Linked DNA regions of Mus musculus: region 2 is linked to region 1. Evidence: chromatin loops called from intact Hi-C (ENCODE). Cell type or tissue: gastrocnemius. All regions are shown on one strand.

The links. A loop is a pair of places that touch in the nucleus more often than their neighbours do. Peaks named below come from ENCODE experiments on the same cell type or tissue, not always from the same donor. Only the 100,000 strongest peaks of a DNase experiment are listed, where the experiment ranks them.
Region 2: it touches region 1 in a loop (2.9-fold over the local background); 2 of 42 quality-filtered maps call a loop at or near these places.

Annotation. Positions count from the first base shown.
Region 1 is chr16:22,104,715-22,112,714 of GRCm38, reverse strand. The region is part of intron 2 of Igf2bp2 (insulin-like growth factor 2 mRNA binding protein 2); the gene reads left to right. Among named protein-coding and RNA genes, the nearest start is that of Igf2bp2, 55 kb to the left of the region's middle. In gastrocnemius, CTCF peaks have their summits at 4,477 (motif pointing left) and 6,514 (motif pointing left); a DNase peak (open chromatin) is centred at 4,416; H3K27ac peaks cover 2,106 bases.
Region 2 is chr16:22,804,038-22,812,037 of GRCm38, reverse strand. It overlaps Crygs (crystallin, gamma S), which reads left to right and starts at 628. Exons shown (of 3, transcript NM_009967.2): 1 at 628-703; 2 at 5,370-5,612; 3 at 6,447-6,835. The coding sequence starts at 683. The coding sequence ends at 6,719. Gm30416 (a long non-coding RNA gene) reads right to left here. Exons shown (of 4, transcript XR_875953.3): 3 at 7,994-8,000. In gastrocnemius, a CTCF peak has its summit at 4,401 (motif pointing right); DNase peaks (open chromatin) are centred at 4,412 and 4,912; H3K4me3 peaks cover 351 bases.

The sequences.
Region 1 (8,000 bases):
CAGCAGTGTAAATTCTTTGATAAAATCAAGTGTATTAAGTCATTGTCACTTTAGCCTTGTCATCCAGTAGTTGTGTCCTTTCACATGCTCAGTGGAGGCAGGAACTCTTGAGTTTTCTATATTGAGTCAGCTAGTGACCGAGAGCCCAGGCATGCTGCTTTGGGTATACTTTCAGCTTTCTGTAGGTCTGTATACTTGTCCTGGTTTATCTCAGGAACAGGTTGCTTCCCTCTGAACTAAACTAGTTTATTTTCTTGGCTTGCTATCAGGAACCTTTGGACATACCATGGCTTTTCATTGCAGTAGAGCATTTGCCTTTTAGTGGAAGCCCACATACAGACTTACTCTGCATCTGATCTCTGGCTGGGTAGGAAAAGGACTTGAAGATTTTCCCTGAGACAGAAGAGATGCCCACAAGAAATAGGCTTGCCGTAAGGCTGCGGGGCCTGGGAGGAGGTAGCCAGCCAGGAGTCACCATAAAGTCGGAGGCTAGCCTGTCAGAGGGAGGACCTCTGGCCAGTCTTCATTCACTCCTTACATCTGTCTCCATGCTAATAGCTTGTTTGAACTCTGGAGTTCATTATCATTGCGAGTGTCTAAATAGTGGGGATTATGCATTTAACTCCCTATTCAACCAAGGACCTCAGCTTCTTAGTGTTTTTTTTTTTCCTCTATGATCTATCTTAAGTTCAGACAACTCATAAATAGACCAATAGACAATAGACCAACCTGGACTTGATATATAAATGTTTAGAGTAAATTGCTGATCTTGGTTTGGCAAGATAGCTCAGTGGGTGAAGGTGCCTGGAGACCTGAGTTTGAGCCCTATAGCCTGTGTGCTGGAAGGAAAGCATAGACTCCCAGTTCCCTGGGTATCCTCAGACCTAACCATCGGGCCTGCACCACAGGACAGGTGTGCACAGGCCCATATAAAGCAATGATAAATTTCTCAATGAGCTCAGGCTGGGGAAAGAGAAGTTCTTAGGTTATAACACCTATTCTTAAATTGCTTTGGTGGCTGACCCCAGGGGTTGTGAGATTTCTGAGCTTGTCTTTGCATGAAGAACCTGGAGAGAGAAGGACACAGCGTTGGATGAATTGGGAAGGGATGGCTGTGAGGAGGGTTGAGGGAGAAACGCATGGTACAGAATTCCCAAAGAAGTAGTCAAAAGTTTTCTTCTACGTGAAAAGACTTGAGAAGAAGTGGGCCGTGCGGTAGTGTGGAGAACAGGTTTTGTTCTGTTGAGACAGGGTCTTCCACTGGAGGCTTGACCTGGAACATGTGTGGACAGTGCCCTCAGATGTGGGGCAGTTGTGTTTCTATCCCTGAGTGTGCTGGTGCAGTCATGAGCTACCACCCGCTAGAGGATACCTTTTATTTGTTCAGTTTTTAATGTGCCATGTGTGTTTGAGTGTGCCGGGCCATGACCTGTGTGCAGAGGGCAGCTTTGGACGTCCACTTCTATACACCCTCACTTGGGTCAGGGTTTGAACTTCATTCTCCAGGCTTGTTTGACAAGTGCCCTTAATCCCCTGTAAAATCCCCTTGATAAAGACAGAAAGAACTTTTGTCAAAACTGGGGACCTCCTTACCTGCTAAAGAAACTGAACTAGTCTCTGTCCAGAGTTTGAAACAATAGCGAAGACCTTGTAAAAACATGATATAATACTCTATTTAGCCAGTCTTCAATCCTAGGGTTTGTGACAGTACTGTAACACAAGGTCAGAGAGAGGTGAGGGATCAGAGTATTAACAGTTTAGAGAGCTTTTACATAAACAACAGCTTTACAATCTACGTGTTTAATTAAGGATTTATTTATGTATATAAGTGCTCTATTTGCATGTATGTCTGCGTGACAGAAGAGAGCATCAGATTCAATTAAAGATGGTTGTGAGCCACAAAGTGGTTGCTGGGAATTGAACTCAGAACCTCTGAAAGAGCAGCCAGTGCTCTTAACAGCTGAGCCATTTCTTCAGCCCCTAAAAATCTAGATTTCTTAATTTACTAGCTAGCTTTCTTTGGGGGTGGGAAGGTCAGGCAGGTGAAGGCAGTTTTGCTCAGTAGATGTTCATAGAACTTCTCCTTTAGGCTGGGGCCGTGGCTTGTGGATAAATCTGAGCAAGTATGAGAACTGGAGTAGCAACCCCAGAACCCACATAAAGCAGGTGGGCCTGACAGCCGCCCATGAGCCCAGCCCAGCAGCTCAGGGCAAGCTAGCTAGCTTAGACTGGCTGGAAATGGCAAGTCCCACCGTCCTTGAGAGAATGAGGAGGACCTGACCTCAGCTTCCAGACATACATGTGTGAGAGCACACATACTCAAGCATGTACACACATGCATACAACACACACACACACACACACACACACACACACACACACACACAGAGTCACATGCAGAATAGTTTGCAGAAGGCTCTCCCTAACCTTGAACCCTGTAACCTTATACCTTTGAAGTCTGCTTTTCTTCTCAGGCCTGCAGGGCAACTTTCTTGTCCTGGCAGTGCACTTTAGAAAGAACAGTGGTGGCTCTGTTCCTTAGGCCCCCTCCCTGGAAGCTCATCTATCTTGCCTGATCCTAACCTGGAACTGAATCCTACCCTTTTTGGGTCATAGTTCATGGGAAAAGGTCAGAGAAGATTGCCTTCCACTAGTCCTCCCTGTAAGTCTATCGAGATGCACGCTGAGGGTGCAGAGCACAGGCGTCTCAGTAAACCTAGGTTACTTTATTAAGAAGTAGAATTTTTATTTTTTTTTATTTTTATTTATTTATTTATTTTTTGCTGGATGAAAAGTTTAGTACCCTGCGTTTGATGAAAAGATGGAAACTGATCCCATCTCTTAGAAACAGTGACTGGCAGCCTGCAGCCTGCAGAGCACAGCTTCCTCCCTCCTCACTGCCTTCTCTCACTTCTTACAGTGGGAAGTTACTACCTTTTACTCAACCCCTACACACACACACACACACACACAAGAGAGAGAGAGAGAGAGAGAGAGAGAGAGAGAGAGAGAGAGAGAGAGAGAGAGAGAGAGAGAGAGAGAGGTCTTTCCCCTCCCCATAAACAGGATTCCTGGAGAAACCTTCATTCTTTGCTGTCTCTTATTTCAATGGAAGCAGTGGGGCAGGCTACAGATTCCTCTCTTTAGAATAGTTCCTCTTATCAGGACATCAGAAACTCCCAATTTAACTGCTGTTATAATTTAGTGTATCTCCTCCCATATTTTTGTTTGTTTTAATTACACTATTAAGGCATGCACATGTTCATGCATGGTGTTGTAGACTTTTATGTCAACACTTGGAGTTGATCACGGATTTGAGCTACCCTTGGACTCCTGACCTCTTGGGAAACCGCACTACCTAGAGTGTTTCCTTCAGGGTAAGGGCGTGCATTGGTTACAGAAAGATGTTGACAGATCAGAAGGAATTTAAAGAGGAGCTGGCACTGTTGGAAAGTATAGCCAAAGGGCACTGAAAGAGATGTTTGATGGCCGTTAAGAATGAATGTGAAGGGGGCTGGTGAGACAGATGGCTCAGTGGGTAAAAGCACTGACTGCTCTTCTGAAGGTCCTGAGTTCAAATACCAGCAATCACATGGTGGCTCACAACCACCTGTAATAAGATATGATGCTCTCTTCTGGGGTGTCTGAAGACAGCTACAGTGTACTTACCCATAACAATAAATAAATCTTTGGACCGGAGGGAGCAGAGATCCTGAGTTCAATTCCCTGCAACCGCATATGGCTCACAACCATCTGTACAGCTACAGTGTACTCATATACATAAAATAAGTAAATAAATCTTAAAAAAATGAATGTGAAGGACACAAGCACCACATCTTTGCAGTTATCAAAACAGGAATTAAAAATGAATGCTGCACATGAAAATGCTATAACATAACCCAAGACTTCACGCACTAACCTAAAATACTAATTAAAAAAAAATCATGTATGTCTGAGAGTTTTGTTGGCTGCTGGCAGAAGTCAGAAAACGGCATTGGATCCCCTAGAACTGGAGTTAGCTGTGGGCTGCTGTGTGGGTGCTGGGAACTGAACCCAGGTCCTCTACAAGAGGCGACCAGTGCTTTTAACCACCAAGCCAACTAAAACTTAGCTCCTAAAATTAATTTTTAAAAACCTCTAAAAGAAAAAACAGTGTTCAATGTAAAAAAAAAATCATCTTATTTTTATGGTAAAATTTATTAGCTTGAGAATTAAAGTCCTAAAGGAAGTGGGAAAAGCTGTGTAGGAGCCGCTCTGAGCTGCTGAGGGCTCTTGTAGTTCTAATTTTGAAGGCTGAGGTCATGCCTGCTCTTCCCAGCATGGATTTGTCACCTAGTTCTGATTACACAGTTTTGCATATCAGGGTCAGAAGGTGGAGTCTGGTTGCAGTTGGGGGGAAGCCAGGCTGACTCAGCACGATGTCACAGAGAATGTCATGAGCATTTGGGTGTTTTAATTCTATCAGCGTCTCTCTCATGGTGCCCCCTGCTGGGATCTCAGATTATAAACAAGATAGGAGTGTAGCGATAGATAAACTGCCACACTTGGTGAAGTGCAGCAGTAGGTTGCTTACGCAGTTCAGTTGCCCTTGAATCGTCCCTGCATGGGTATGGAACAATCTTGTACATACTGCCAGCGGAGGGGACAGACACCAGGGCTGACACATAAAACCTTAGGTTAAAGCTGCCAAGAGAAGAGCATACAGGATCAGAGCCTTGGCTCTGGCAGCCTTATTAAGCCAGCTTTAGCCACCCAACCACCTCTATAGGCCAATTAAACAAATAATTATGAAAAGTAGAAAAAGAGGTTTATTCAGTGTGGCCACATTAGGAGGAAGAACAGAGATCCAGAGAGAGAACTCTCCCTCCGGCCATCTCCCTGTCCTAACATGCAATTTAGGTTTAAATAGCAGGCAGGAGGCATGAATGAATAACTATCAGTCCTAGGAAAGGCGTGACCCACCCCATCGCTGCAGTTAGAGCACCAGTCTGTCAGACTGAAATCAGCTCACCCTGTGGCTGGAACCAGAGTCCGAGTCTTTGCATTTCCTAGCATGGGACTCCTGGGAACCCCGATGTCTTGGGTCTATTGTGACAACAGTCTTATAGCCAGGGACAGGAGGCAGAAGTGTCTTGTAGGATACCTTTATTCCTGCCTGGACAATTGCACGGTCACCTTGGCATTGTCTCTGCTTTGTGGCAGTCAGGCAAGGGAGGTACCCATCAACTCAGCAGAAACCTGAAGGGCATGTGGTACCTGTCGGGAGGGAGCCATCGGGAGCCCACTGCTGCTCTTGGAAGGAACTTAGCTGGCATGCCAGTCCTAATGAGGACTGTTCTGGATCCAACCAGATGTGGGGGCAACCTACTTTATAATCTGGTTATTTTGATCTAACAACAGTATTTTAATAGGTGACCTGAGGGTCCACTGAGTAAAACTTCTGGGTGCGAGCAAGCCAGCTAGTTTTCAGAGGAGTCTTTTTGGTGTGAGCAGTGTAGTGTGGTCAGGGTGGAGTTAAGGATGTGTGTGCCCGTGGCTTAGATTCATCTGTTCCCACACTGTTCACCTCTAGTGCTTCCTTAGTCACTCACTTTTTGAGTGTCAATTTGGGGACATGTTTGGAATCTGGTGATGACCATGGAGGTAGACCTGGGGATGAAGCAGGTTTCTGAGACTTACAGCTCCGAAGCAATGTTATGAGTGTTTAGTGACCAAGAGTCTTCAGCTTTTTTGACCTCATACCTATTGTATTTTCCCAAAAGAGCCCTGTAATTAAGCTCTTTACCAAGGTCTTGGCTTCAAATTAGACATACACGTGATAACAGAGATAAAGAAATATCATAAAACCCAAGAGAACATGATCTCCCTGGCCTTGGGCAGATCAGTCTTTTTCCTTCTTCCTTCTTCTAAAAGGAGTTGATACTTTTGATTTTTGTTGTTGTTGTTTGGTTTGGTTTGGTTTTTCGAGACAGGGTTTCTCTGTATAGCCCTGGCTGTCCTGGAACTCACGCTGTAGACCAGGCTGGCCTCGAACTCAGAAATCCACCTGCCTCTGCCTCCCGAGTGCTGGGATTAAAGGCGTGCGCCACCACGCCTGGCCTCTTACTTATGACTTTTTTAAAAAGATTTATTTATTTATTATAGTACACTGTAGCTGTCTTCAGACACTCCAGCAGAGGGCGTCAGATCTTCTGACTTACGGATGGTTGTGAGCCACCATGTGGTTGCTGGGATTTGAACTCTGGACCTTTGGAAGAGCAGTCAGTGCTCTTACCCACTGAGCCATCTCACCAGCCCTTACTTATGATTTTTAAGATAGGGTTTACTTATGTGATCCTGGCTGGAAGGAGTTGATACTTTTTGTCTGTTGGTAGAATTTACTAATACATACTGAGTGAAGACATTAGCCTGCACACCGACAGATGCCGATTGCCCAGGGCCAGAGAGACTCTGGCAAAGAGAGGGCTTTCCTCTGGCTGCAGAATCTGTAAGGAGAGTTGTGCCCCCTTGTGACAAAGATGTTAAGAGTCAGACAGTCCTAAAGTTCTTGTGATGCTCGAATACTTGACTCTTTTCTCAGTAACTGAACAAATCCTTAAACTGCAACATGGACATGTTACTTATCGCCAAGTTTGCAAATGTTCCTTTTTTTCCATCCCATTCCATCTATACAGAGTCTGTATGTTTTTAAGGGGTAGACATTTATGTTTATTTCATTTATTTTGTTCTGATTGAATATCTGTTAAATCTGAGCAAAACACCAACAGTCCAGCCTCTCCCTTGGTCCACAGTGTGTTATGTAGGCGGGATTAGGTACGTGCTGACATTTCTCTTTTAACTCTTCCTCATTTAAACTGGTTAGTGTCTTTCCCCATTGTTGTTGGGTCCCACTTTCCCCGAAACATACAGAAGTTGGGAAGGTAGGGCATTTGTGTGCACACACACACATGCATTTATATGCACCACATGAATGTAGGTGCCTAGAGATCAGAGGTCGCTGCAGCCCCTAGAACTGAACTACAAGTGACCCAGCGTCCTCTGCAAAGCAGTAAGTGCTCTAAACCACTGAGCCATCCTTCTAGCCCCATGAATAACTCCTAATGTACTTCTGCTTTAAAAGCATTGATGACTGACTGCAGGATGTTACCGCTGAAAAATAATGGATGGCTGAGCAGTTCAGAACTTGCAAGTGTTGACATACTATGTTAGTGTCATGAAACTACACACTTCCTGCTATGTGACCACTCTCGAAACCTCCAGGTATGGGGAGGCTATAGGCTCGTGACAGTATACATGTGTATTTGAAATTCTAAGTTCCACTTGAGATGGCAGATTTCAGCATTGGAGGCAAATGCATGTGTTTTGGTTTCCTCAGAGTAACAACTTCGCTTTGTTCATTTTCAAGAAATGCCTGTCACATACCCAGTTCTAAGTGCCCACCATTGCTAGTCTCTGTTAGTAGATTTGGATTTTCAGACAGAAAGCGGCTCCCAACTTCCGATTGTCCCCACTCTCCGAGCCGTCTTCCCTGTACAGCAGGGGTCTGTGTCCATGCTTTTGTTGCATTGCCTTTTTCTGTGTGTGAATTTGACTCCAGAGTCTACATATTTAAGCTTTAATAATTGTTGCTGCTTCAACAGCATATGACAGCAGGACTTTATGACACGTCATACAGCCCAGTGCCCATGTCTCCAATCAGGTCGTGGCACCTGTAGTTGGATTCGCTGTTTATTTGTACAACCTTTGCAAATATCAGCAAGTGGGAAACATTTTGACATCTTGGCATAATGAGGAAATAGTTTTATCCGTGTGGACTCCCAAAAGGGTCATGGGGATCCCAGCTCCCTTCAGATTACTCGGAACTGCAGGAATTATTGATGAAAGGTAATTGGTGTCTCTAGAGTGTGAGTTTGAATCTTGCTTCTACTTCCTATTGGCTGTGACGTTAGGAGGCTGCTTGGCCTTGCTGTTAACACTGCCTGTCACTAACTGGGTGTGAT
Region 2 (8,000 bases), 700 kb before region 1:
CTACCATTTGCCATACTTGGACTTCTGCTCTCTATCATTGTCTTTAAAGCTTAGGAGTAGTCTCCGACATTATCTTACTCCTAAACATACTAGCATGCACCTATCAAAAACAGACATTTTTCTTACCTAGTTTTATGGCAGTAATCAAATTTGAGTCAAACATTGATATATCTAACATAATCCACACTTAAATGTTTTTTGTAGTGACTCCCAACCCCCACCCCCATGAGCACTCATGACCCTTAGTTCTTAGTGAATTTGTTTACCCAGAAATCAAGGATGGTCTTTGGTTTCTTCTGCAGGCCCTCTGTTGAATAAAACAATGTTAGGAATGTCCAAGAGGTCATTGGCTGAGAAAACAAACTGCACAGAGAAAATCTTGGTTTTGAATTTTTTAAACGTTTGGCTGGGTTTTGGGTGCCTTGATTCAGCAGAGCCTACAATGCAGTAGGGCTGGGCGAGCATTACAGGGGCCACAGAGCTCTCCTTTATTTCATAATCCCAATTGTTTTTCTAGCAACCATCAATAGACTCTAAATGACTGACTCAAATTTTGGATCCAATTCTCATGACTAAGCAGATGTTTGATTTGAACTGCCCTCTATAAATGTCCCTCTGCCTGTAGTCCTGGAGCTGCCCTGGATCTCTCTCAGTAGTGCGGGAATCAACCTTTGCACATACAATGTCTAAAACTGGAGGCAAGGTAAGTAACTGTTTCTCATCCAGGGGCACGTTCAAAGCAGAGCTGTTGCTTCACTGCCCTGAGATGAGTAAACTAGTGCTTGAGGGACAATCCTGGGGAGAGAAGATGGAAAAGGCTTGTTTTCTAGTCAAATAGAATCATCTAACACCACGTTAAAGAGTTACTGTTAGTGATGGATGCTGTGCTAGGTACTACATGAACCGTTGCAAGGGCTGCCTTCCGGCAGCTGGAGATGTAAATCTCACAGGAGTGGAACATGGCAAAGACTACAGTAGAAAACATCAGTAGTCAGCATTCTTTTCTCGGTAATTTAGCCTCACATGCTACTGTTCCAAAAGGCCAGCGGAGAGGCCAGGCCAGTGAACTAAATCTTACAGCACTTCTGCATTCAAGTGGTTCTTGTTTCTAGGCAGAATCTTCACCAACGTTTGACCCAACTGCTTGTCGGAAGGTGATTGCTCAGGGGGTTTGCTTCTGTAGTAGTCAATAACTCTGGAGGGCCGAGGCACTGTGCAGTGCCTGATCCCCCCACTGGGCCCCGCCAACTCTTTGCTTTTAGATTTACTAATCTTGGAAGACTTAAGAGAAATATGCAGTGAATCCAATTGTTAACATTTGGTGAATCTCCATTGTACCATTTGAAAAGTAGCTGACTTCATTGCATTGATGACAGATATTTAAATACGTATCTCCTAAAGACAAAGTTCCCCCCCCCCTTGAATAAACAGATCCCCGACATCCAGATCATACTTCGCCTCTCCAGTTGACCCCAGAAGTGTGGGTGATAGAGCACGTACGGTCACATGGTGTGGGTGATAGAGCACGTACGGTCACATGGTGTGGGTGATAGAGCATGTACGGTCACATGGTACATGCAGTTAGTTGATTATTTGTCTTTGCTCCGGGTCTTTCCCTCTCCTGAGCCTGTACCACAGAGTCTTCAGCTTTTGTTGTTCCTGAGACATGGACACTTTACAAAGCTCAGGCCAGGTGGGTTGAAGAAACCCCATCTAGATTCATCTTACGGTTTCCTCATCTTTAGACTGTGGCTAGCAAGAAGTTATGCAGGTGATACTGTATGCTTTCCAGTGCATGGGGTTAGGAGGTGGCTGTTAACCTAAGGTTCTGTGCCTGAGCACTTTTTCCTCAGTTGACAGATACAGCACACATCCAGACAGACAGATGTCCAGTGCTGTAATATACATCACTTGGTCCTACTGAAAAGTCTGAAGAGCCTTGAGGGAAGGCTGATGCATAGACATCATGTAAATAAATACCCGTTCTTTCTCTCTACCCTTCTGTTCTCACCATCTTGTCACTGGATTGATCAGCGGCACCATGGGCTCAGCAAGAACAACAGGTTTTGTTAGGCATATTTTCATTAACCACTGAGATAATCGAGATATTTTTCTTTCTGCTTGGGTTGGTAGGCTATTTTTCAAAACTAAATGTGACAGGGATTTTATAGTGATTTCTAGGAAAACCAGCATTTGATGTTGATTTTTTTTCTCTTCCAAATTTTATGTGAAAAGACCACAATCTCTCCATTGGCTATAGAATGGATGGATATAGACTGGATGGCTTCCACATTTCTTTTATAAGTAGGAATTGTGCATAGATGGAGCAGCCTTCATCCGCTGAACAGAGAGTTTGGGCTGGAGCCCAGAAACGACTCCATTAAGAACAAATGCACACTTGGTTTGACATGGAATGGCTGGCTAGCCTGGGAAGGTATCCAACATGGTGGCCCTGTGCATATTTCATGTCCCGGACATTGGTATAAGGCAAATGTGCAGATGAGGCATAAATGTTGGGAATCAATGAACTAAAACACATCCCATATTTTCTTTAGCTCTCACAAAATCATTTTTGGCTCAAAAGTCAATTCAGCATAGAGATGAAGTCCTGTAGAACCTGTCCGTTCTTGGAGAAGTTACTGGATTTTCTTGAAGATCCCTTCATCAGTCACAATACAAAGGCTCATGAGTGCAGGGCCAGTCCCACCAAGTGTTCAGAGAGCAAATGCTGCCTTGTTAAGTCACATCATGTGGGTGGGAAGATGGAAGAAAGAGAAAATGGCCCACATAAACTCGACACTCTACAGGCTATAGCTATCCTTGAATAGGTAGTGGCCTTTGGAAATTATCTCTGTCCGTAACAATGAGAACAGCTTGCTCTTTAAAGTATTAATCCTTGGCTGCCTAAATATGACCTGCACAAGGACAACATTAACAGACATGCTAAGGTGAAAGGAGGAGAGCTCAGGGGACCTCAGCCCTAACCAAAGAATTACAGGCAACTAAGGAATTCGGAGAGCAGAAGAAACAGGCTGCCCCAGAGAAGAGCACGCCAGTTGGTTACCCAGTACCAAACAGCCCTGAAAACACTTAACATACAGACTAAACCAGATGTATTTTAAATGGTTTTTCAAATGTGTTTCACAGTTTTGCACATGGGTAAAATGTACTTTGGTCACATTCATCTCCCATTCTCCCATTCCTCTTCCACGCCCAGCAAGCCTCTTTCCTGTATCCCGCTTCCTAGCTTTGTGTAGGGTGTGCTAAGGTGTGTGTGTGTGTGTGTGTGTGTGTGTGTCTGTCTGTCTGTCTGTCTGTCTGTGTGTGTGTGTGCCCCATTGCATGTCATTAGGGTTTCTTGCCTGAGCATGGCTGTGAGTTATTTACTTGAGCAAGACAGCTTGGAGGGGTGGTTCTCAACCTGTGGTGATCACAGATACCATGTATATCAACTATTTGCATTCCGATTCATAACAGTAGCACAGTTACAGTTACAAAGTTAGCAACAAGATGATTTAAAGGATGAAGGTCACCACAACATGAGGAACTGTATCAAATCTTCAGAGCATTAGGAATGATGAGAACCAATGTCTTCTCCACCCAGAAATATGACTCTCCCTTTCCCAGGATCCATTTAATTGCCTGTAGCTCCTCCAGCTGGGTAAGCCCCTTCTTCATTGGCAATTTTGAGTCAAGTATTATACTTGACTACTATTTTACCCTCAGGCCACCCTCTGTAGAAAGGCACTGTTACTTTGTTTTGCAGATTTGGAAGGCTCGATGCTCTGTTCAAAGTCACATAGCTAGTAAGCGGTGCTGGAATTTTTTCCCTCTCATCTGTAAACAGGTATCATATACCTCTAACTCACCTGTGCTAAACTGAGCGAGGGAGCAGAAAAACAAAATTGAAGAGAGGAAATGAAATGAGTGTGTGTGTGTGTGTGTGTGTGGTTTTGTTTGGTTTTTTTAGGGAACAGGAAATAGAGGTGAGAGAATCGGGACAGGAAGGGAACCGGAAGGATTAAGGCAGAATGAAACAACTCTGGGTGTGCCACCTGCTGAAGAGTCACCCAGGACTGAAGAAAGGATCGTGTGCCCTTTGGGAATCTGTGCATTCTCTCCATCTAATGAGTCACCACCCCCTGGGCTCCTTGAGAGTGCTCTCCCATTGCAGCTCCCTGCGTTATCCTCTTGCTCTTGGCGTTTACAGGCACGAGGGAACCCCAGACGCTCACTATTCCCTAGTTCCTATGGTAGGCTGTGTGCCTCACGTATTTTATGCATCTTTATCGTCTTGTGCTCTTTGCTTCTGGAAAGCTACTTACCCTGCTAAGCTCACCAAAAAAATCGAGGACTACCTGCCTCTGCACCTTTACGACGACGCTTTTCTGCCAAGCCGATAAATCAAATCAGCCACAAGGTGGCAGCATAACGCCAAGAAATTAACACTTCTCCCTTTCCTAATAATTAGTATTTTTCTGATTGAGGCATTACTGATCAACGGGGGGGGGGGGGGACCTATTTTTTTTTTTATTTCACAGTGATATTCAGAAACGATTTATGAACCCCCAGTGTTCCTATCAGGTGTCCCCGATTTCAACTAGAAAGCATTCTGAGCTCTGGTTTGAATTACTATACATTTACAGTGAGTGTATTTGGGTCATGCTTTTGGACCAGTGGGAAACCGACGTCCCCAGGAATGCCTTACTGGATATCCTGGATCCCCAGGATAGCCGGGCTGATTCAGCAGGAGTAGTTCAAGAGCACGGGCTTATGTCTGGCTCTCCGTGGCAACTTGTTCCCAGTGCCACAAGACACTCCAGGTCCTGTGGTAGAAACTGGTAAGACTTCGAAGCAAAGAATACTTTTGCCTCAATCTCTCCGAATTGCAGTCATGATGTGTTTTCGTCTGTACCTGTGCCCATTCATGACGTGGTCATCTTCACGGCGCATTTGTTGAGGCGTTGTTGGCTGTTTCTGGGTCCAGGTGATCTGTAGTCTTTACCCTTGGGTCCAAGTCTTTACCCTTGGGAGAATCTAAGAGGAGTCTGGTGGGCGGGCGGGTCCGGCGCATAAGCAGACATTTATAATATACTGTGGTAAGTAGAGGGCTATGGGAACTTTAAATATGCCACTTGGTCCAAAACTACTGGCTTCTATCAGGACATTCTTTTATTCTGTTCCATTTTAAGAAAGTTCTTGTCCCATTTGTTGATAAGATTGCCAGAAGCCAAATGTGAGGTAAAGTAGAACTGTGTGCTTTTCTTCACAGTAGAAGGAAAGCCAATCTAATTCGACAGTGTGCTTGTCGCTTTTATCTGTGTGCAAAGCCGCCCAGCTCCTCAGCTCACTCAGTGCTCTGTGTGCAGATTAGTTTCTACGAAGACCGAAATTTTCAAGGCCGCCGCTATGACTGCGACTGCGACTGCGCAGACTTCCGCTCGTACCTAAGTCGCTGCAACTCCATTAGAGTAGAGGGAGGCACCTGGGCTGTGTATGAAAGGCCCAACTTCTCCGGGCACATGTACATCTTACCCCAGGGCGAGTACCCTGAATACCAGCGTTGGATGGGCCTTAATGACCGCCTGGGCTCTTGCCGAGCTGTTCATCTGGTGAGTCTGGAAGCTTGCTATGTGGCCACGACCCCGCATCTTTCCTTCCTTTCGTTTTTTTGTTTTGGTTGTTGTTGTTGTTTGTTTGTTTTCTTGTTTTGTTTTTTCGAGACAGGGTTTCTCTGTGTAGCACTGGCTGTCCTAGAACTCACTTTGTAGATCAGGCTGGCCTTGAACTCAGAAATCCGCCTGCCTCTGCCTCCCAAGTGCTGGAATTAAAGGCGTGTGCTACCACGCCTGGCTAAGATTTTGTTTTTATGAGTGTGTGTGTGTGTGTGTGTGTGTGTGTGTGTGTGTGTGTGTGTGTTCGCACACATTTGCATGCAGGTACCCTCAGAGGCTGGGGAAGGGTGTTGGCTCCTCTAGAGCTGGAGTTAACAGGCAGATTAGATATGGGCTGCTGGATGGAGCTTTTGGGAACTGAACTCGGTCTGTTGGTAGAGCTGCATGTACTTAACTGTTGAGCTATCTCTCCATCCACTCCCGTCTCCCCACAGCCCTTTCCTAAGTCTTCCTACCTCTTCTTCGTTGAATGAAATAAGAATCTTAGTTTACTTCATCAGTAGACTAAATGGCATTACTTCTCAGCCTCGTGGCTGAGATCAAGTAGAGAGTAAATACTAGTTGTTCAAGGACTCTCTCTCCCTCATAGATGTTTATCGCAATTGTGCTAGTCCACCCTTTTGGTATTTCATGGTGGCAACCAGAGTTCTGATGACCCTCCCTTAAGGATGAGAGGCTGTGCACCAAGCTGTCCCCGAGTTCCTGACATGCTAATGATTTCTGTAACAATGGCTGTTCATTTCTTTTTGTTGGTCTTGTTGTTGCTTTCAGTCTAGCGGAGGCCAGGCTAAGATTCAGGTCTTTGAAAAGGGCGACTTCAACGGTCAGATGTACGAAACCACGGAAGACTGTCCTTCTATCATGGAGCAGTTTCACCTGCGAGAGATTCATTCCTGTAAGGTGGTAGAAGGCACCTGGATTTTCTATGAGCTACCCAACTACCGTGGCAGACAGTATCTTCTGGATAAGAAGGAGTACCGGAAGCCCGTCGATTGGGGTGCGGCATCCCCCGCTATCCAGTCGTTCCGCCGCATTGTGGAGTGATGGCCTGGAGTGGGACCATAGAGTTCTCCCTGAGGGCTGAACTTGAGGGCTGAACTCTGCTGTCTGGCTTGTGGTCCAAATAGACAACGTAAATAAAAGCATTGGAATGCATCCCATCGTTGACTATTGTGCCTCTTCTTAATTGCTTTTAGGGACCAGCAATTGGGCTCCCTCCACAGTGGGCATTTACACGGAGCAGTTCATCTTTCAGATAAGAAAGTGCATTCAAGTAAGACTGCATAGAAGGTTAGGAAATCTCACTTCCACATAGAGGCTCTTTCTGTTTGTGTTTTGCATTAACTCAACAACACCAAAAATCGGAGCTGCCCTTTACGGAGCGCACCTATACTAATGATCTGTTTCTTCTCACCCCACCCTTTAAGAATAGTAGTCTGTCTACACGTTACAATTAAGAAAACTGAGACGTAAGAAAACATTTTTAAAATGGATCGCATCCACCATGTGGCCAATAGCAGTAGAGCTTTGTTGAAGACATTTCGGTTTCAGAAGCCACTGTTTAATTTCCAGCTCATTCATTCAGCTCAGTAGCTGGAGGTCTGAGTGCAGTGTGAGTGAGGGAAGGACCCCAACCAATGTAAAATGTGGGGGTGTAGGCTCCCACTTCAGCTTCTCTCCAGAAAGAGGATCCTTATGGACAACAAGCAATAAAACCAGGCCTGTTACTTGTGAGTAGCCAAGCCACGGCCTAATGTCCCTCAATTAAGATCCAGATGTTGTGGGTTTGCAGTAAAAGAACTCACTGCGGTATTTGAAAGGAAGTTGGACAGTCTTGAGGCTCACTGAGTCCTGGTGCAGACACAGCATCCATCCCTAGAGTGCTAGAGGGTATTTGAGATTTCAGGGAGATGCTCAAATTACCTGCCTTTTAAAGAGATGACAAAGCTCATGTCTTCTAGGGTCTTTCCCCCAAATGACACATTAAATGCCAATGCATACTACATATCTATAATCTTCTCATGTAGCCAGTAGGACTTTGAGAAATGTAAGGCAGATGCACACTGAGGGGAAAGGATGGGACACTGCACACAGCTGCTGAGGGCCCCAGCCCCGTAGTTGACTGGACTGTCAGTTCTGGACCTTGCCGCTCTGCCAAGAAGCTAACTCACCTCATCTCCCATATAAGAGCCCCACACCAACTGCTCACCACTGAACACATTGGGCCAGAAAGGACACTGAAAACATTGGCCAATACCCAATGTTACTGACATGGTTTTTAGAAGAGCTGTCTCTGGCAATGACCTCAGAGATCTTACCAGTCAC